Regions from separate parts of the Homo sapiens genome. Here region 2 is linked to region 1. Evidence: chromatin loops called from intact Hi-C (ENCODE). Cell type or tissue: breast epithelium. All regions are shown on one strand.

Region 1 (2,500 bases):
CTCTTGACCTCAGGCGATCTGCCTGCCTTGGCCTCCCAAAGTACTGGGATTACAGGTATGAGCCACTGCGCCTGGCCGAATTAATTAATTTTTAATTTTACAATCCACCATGACATTCAAAGAATGTTCTCATTTAAAAGAGAAGACTTCCTGAGCAACACCCCTATTGCTGAGCGTGTGAACAAGAGTCTCCGATAGGTAACGTGTAGTGAGTATTAGACAAGGATGGCTCAGAAACTGTTGGGCCAAGCATGGTGGCTCACGCCTTGTAATCTTAGCACTTTGAGAGGCCAGGGCCGGTGCATCACTTGAGCCCAGGGGTTCGAGACCAGCCGGGGCAACAGAGTGAGACCCCATCCCTACAGAAAATGAAAAACTTAGCTGAGCATGGTGGCTTGTGCCTGTGGTACCATTTACTCAGGAGGCTGAGGCAGGAGAATTGCTTGAGCCCAGGAGTTTGAGGCTGCAACGCCACTGTGCTCCAGCTGGGGTGATGGAGAGAGACCGGCCCCCCCGCCAACCCCAATCTAAAAAGCAAAACAACAAACCAGCTTTGGCAGCAGTGTTCATGTATAATTTTATGGTTTTTGAGACAGAGTTTTGCTCTTGTTGCTCAGGCTGGAGTGCAATGGCGCAATCTTGGCTCACTGCAACCTCTACCTCCCGGGTTCAAGCGATTCTCCTGCCTTAGTCTTCTGAGTAGCTGGGATTACAAGCATGCGCCACAACACCTGGCTAATTTTTTGTGTTTTTAGTAGAGATGGGGTTTCTCCTTGTTGGTCAGGCTGGTCTCAAACTCCCGACCTCAGACCTCAGGTGATCTGCCCGCCTCGGCCTCCCAAAGTGCTGGGATTACAGGCGTGAGCGACCGTGCCTGGCCAATATCTAATTTGAATAGAAATTGGATCTTGTCCTCTGAAATGGTCGGACCCTTTTAATAATCAGTGGTTTTCAGTTTGTGGCTTTAGTCTGTAAAACCTCTTTTTTTTTTTTTTTTTTTTTTTTTTTTAAGACAGAGTCCTGCTCTGTCACCCAGGCTGGAATGCAGTGGCTCCATCTCGGCTCACTGCAATCTCCATCTCCCAGGTTTCAAGTGAATCTTGTGCCTCAGCCTCCTGAGTAGCTGGGATTACAGGTGTGCGCCACCACGCCTGGCTAATTTTTGTATTTTTAGTAGCCATGTTGGCCAGGCTGGTCTCAAACTCCTAACCTGAAATGATCCACCCACCTTGGCCTCCCATCGTGCTGAGATTACAGGTGTGAGCCACCGTGCCTGGCCTAGACATGAGTTTTAATCTAATTCTGACTGCAAAGCCGATGCATACCGTTTCTGCTGCACCAGGCTACCTCCATTTTATGCCTGGAGAAAGGGCAGAGTTTTTCCTCCCTTTGATAAATTGTGGTCTGTTGCTTTGGATTGCTGAAACCAAGTGCTTCAGAACACTGTTGCCTTTGGAAGTTGACTCACCAAGAAATTTTTTAAACGAGGACAGCAGCAATTTGTAGTCTAATAGAGTCTCATGGAATTGATTTCCTTCATTAGCCATCAGTTAGCTTGACGTTTCCAAATTATTATATTTACTCCAAGAGAATCAGAATCAAATATCACCATCAATTCTCATTTCATAAAGGGCATGTAAATCCTAAAGTGTTAAGTGTGCCAAAAGTCACCATCCTTCTTTGCAGTTGAAGGAACAAAGACTTCTAAGAACTTCATTCTCTTCTGTTTAAAGATACCTGTTTTGATAGAGAGCAGTCCTGGACAATAAGTTTGTTTTCCTACAATTGAGGAGGACTTTTCAGTATGGAAAAGCAAGAGTTTGGCTGGGCATGGTGGCACATGCCCATAACCCTAGCCCCTTGGGAGGCTGAGGCAGGAAGATTGCTTGAACCCAGGAGTTCAACACCAGACTGGGCTACATAGCGACCCCCCATCTCTACACAAAATTTTAAAATTAGCCGGGTGTGGTGGTGTGCATCTGTAGTCCCAGTTACTTGGGAGCCTGAGGCAGGTTAATCACTTGAGCCCAGAAGTTTGGGGTTACAGTGAGTACCACTGCACTCCAGCCTTGGCGACAGAGTGAGACACTTTCTTAGAGGCTGGGTGCTGTGGCTCACACCTGTAATCCCTGCACTTTGGGAGGCCCAGGCAGGTGGATCACTTAAGGTCAGTAGTTCGAGACCAGCCTGGCCGACATGGTGAAACCCCATCTCTATTAAAAATACAAAAAACAGCCAGGCACGGTGACAGGTACTTGTAATCCCAGCTACTCAGGAGGCTGAGGCGGGAGAATTGCTTGAACTCAGGAGGCAGAGGTTGCAGTGAGCCGAGATTGCGCCACTGCACTCCAGCCTGGGTGACAGAGCAAGACTCCATCTCAAAAAAAAAAAAAAAAAAAAAAAAGGAAGGAAAGAAGGAAGGAAAACTGATGAAAATTTTACAGTATAAAGTGTATGGGTAAGGTACACAAATCTTTTTTTTCTCTTTTTTTTGGGACCA
Region 2 (2,500 bases), 280 kb after region 1:
ATTCATTGCTGAACGCAGTCGGCTTCAGTTGCAAATAAAGCAAACATGATTCAAACTGCCTTAAACAATCAGGGAGGTTATTGGTTCATGAAACCTGCAGTTAGGGGATGGGGTACACTTCATGTCAGTTCAAACCAGTGGCTCAATGTTGTCATCAAAGACTCAGATTCTTTCTCCCTTTCCATTCTACCATGCTCAGGTTAGCCTCATTCCAAGCTTTAGGATCAGGGCTCTGTGCTTCCTCACTCATGTTCAGAGAAGAGAGAGAGGTTAAGAGTAGGAAGCTGGCACTGCAGCCTCAACCTCCTGGACTCAAGGAATCCTCCTATCTCAACTTCCCAGGTAGCTGAGACTACGGGTGTGTGCCACCACACCAGGCTAACTTATATATATAATATATATGTAATATTATATATATGTATTACTATATATATGTAATATTATATATATGTATTACTATATATGTAATATTACATATATATTACTATATATATGTAATATTATATATATTACTATATATATGTAATGTATTACATTTTTTTGAGATGGTGCAACCTCCACCCCCTGGGTTCAAGCAATTCTCCTGGCTTAGCCCTCCGAGTAGCTGGGATTACAGGCATGCACCACCACACCTAGCTAATTTTTGTATTTTTAGTAGAGACGGGGTTTCACCATGTTGGCCAGGCTGGTTTCCAACTCCTGACCTCAAGTGATCCGCCCACCTCAGCCTTCCAAAGTGCTGGGATTACTGGCGTGAGTCACCGCGCCCAGCCAATTTTATATTTTATTTATTTCATTTTATTTTATTTTATTTTTTTTATTTTTGTAGAGAAAGGGTCTCACTTTGCTGTCCAGACTGGTCTGGAACTCCTGGCCTCAAGCAATCCTCCTGTCTCTTCCTCTCAAAGTGCTGGGATTATCGGTGGGAGCCACCTCGCCCAGCTGCATTTTTCTTAAAGGACTGTAGGAAGAAACTGAACAATTTTTTGTAGGAAAAATGAAAGATAGTCCACATGTTTTAAAAAAAAACAGAAAGAAACATATTTATCTGTGGCAGTAAAGACTACCTCAGCTCACTTCACTCATTTGAATTACCCGCCTGGCCCCTGAAACCTCTATGCTTTAGCAGGATATATCTGTAATAGACGAAACTGATATAAACATATCAACCTGAAAATATTAACGGTTTACATGCAATACAAGTTTATTCCTTGATCACTTAACAGTCCATGACAGACGTTCCAGGTCTGTGGGCAGCTCTCCTCCAAGTGATTATCCAGGGACTCAGGACTCTTCTTGGGGCTCCACCACCCCAGGGCCGCTTCACCCCACGCATCCAGCCAACCAAGGGAGAGTGTGAGGAGGCGGCACAGCTGCCCCAGTCCGAAGTAGAGCAGGTCACATGCACTTAAACCCCATTGGTGAGAACTAGTCACATGGCCACATCAAGTTGCAAGGAAGGCTGGGAGATGTAGTTCCGGCTGGACCAGCTCTTCCCAGCTACAACTCTATTATTGTGCAAGGGCAGAACAGATTTTGGTGGGTAGCAAACCATCTCTATCTTGCATGAAAATGCTGGGGAGACCTCCTCAGGCATTTAAGTCACAGACCGCTTTGATTCTTTCTTAGCCAAGTAGTGAATATGCAGGAGATTTGGGGATTTCACCAAATTCCATTCATTTCTTCCAGGCATGGAAAATTTGAAGCATATTATCACCCTTGGCCAGGTCATCCACAAACGGTGTGAAGAGATGAAATACTGCAAGAAACAGTGCCGGCGCCTGGGCCACCGCGTCCTCGGCCTGATCAAGCCTCTGGAGATGCTCCAGGACCAAGGAAAGAGGAGCGTGCCCTCTGAGAAGTTAACCACAGCCATGAACCGCTTCAAGGCTGCCCTGGAGGAGGCTAATGGGGAGATAGAAAAGTTCAGCAATAGATCCAATATCTGCAGGTTTCTAACAGCAAGCCAGGACAAAATACTCTTCAAGGACGTGAACAGGAAGCTGAGTGATGTCTGGAAGGAGCTCTCGCTGTTACTTCAGGTTGAGCAACGCATGCCTGTTTCACCCATAAGCCAAGGAGCGTCCTGGGCACAGGAAGATCAGCAGGATGCAGACGAAGACAGGCGAGCTTTCCAGATGCTAAGAAGAGGCAAGCTGGGTCTTTGGTGGGGAGTGGGAGTGCAGTTGAATGCATTTTAGTCTCACTTTAATTTACCAAAGGAGCAGCAATGATGAAGTTTGAGCAGTTGTAATATACTTGTACCTCAAAACTCCTAGCTGGGCGCGATGGCTCTCGCCTGTAATCCCAGCACTTTGGGAGGCCGAGGCGGGCTGATCACTAGGTCAGGAGACTGAGACCATCCTGGCTAACACGGTGAAACCCCGTCTCTACTAAAAATACAAAAAATTAGCCGGGCATGGTGGCGGGCGCCTGTAGTCCCAGCTACTCGGGAGGCTGAGGCAGGAGAACAGCGTGAACCCGGGAGGCAGAGCTTGCA

Evidence for each region. A loop is a pair of places that touch in the nucleus more often than their neighbours do. Peaks named below come from ENCODE experiments on the same cell type or tissue, not always from the same donor. Only the 100,000 strongest peaks of a DNase experiment are listed, where the experiment ranks them.
Region 2: it touches region 1 in a loop (12-fold over the local background); 10 of 110 quality-filtered maps call a loop at or near these places.

What each region holds. Positions count from the first base shown.
Region 1 is chr16:74,971,331-74,973,830 of GRCh38, reverse strand. All of the region lies in intron 1 of WDR59 (WD repeat domain 59), which reads left to right. Among named protein-coding and RNA genes, the nearest start is that of WDR59, 13 kb to the left of the region's middle. In breast epithelium, no CTCF peak of the experiment used is centred here; no DNase peak of the experiment used is centred here.
Region 2 is chr16:74,694,949-74,697,448 of GRCh38, reverse strand. MLKL (mixed lineage kinase domain like pseudokinase) reads left to right here. Exons shown (of 11, transcript NM_152649.4): 2 at 1,690-2,151. The coding sequence starts at 1,692. Among named protein-coding and RNA genes, the nearest start is that of MLKL, 4.7 kb to the left of the region's middle. In breast epithelium, no CTCF peak of the experiment used is centred here; a DNase peak (open chromatin) is centred at 1,418; H3K4me3 peaks cover 713 bases; H3K27ac peaks cover 361 bases.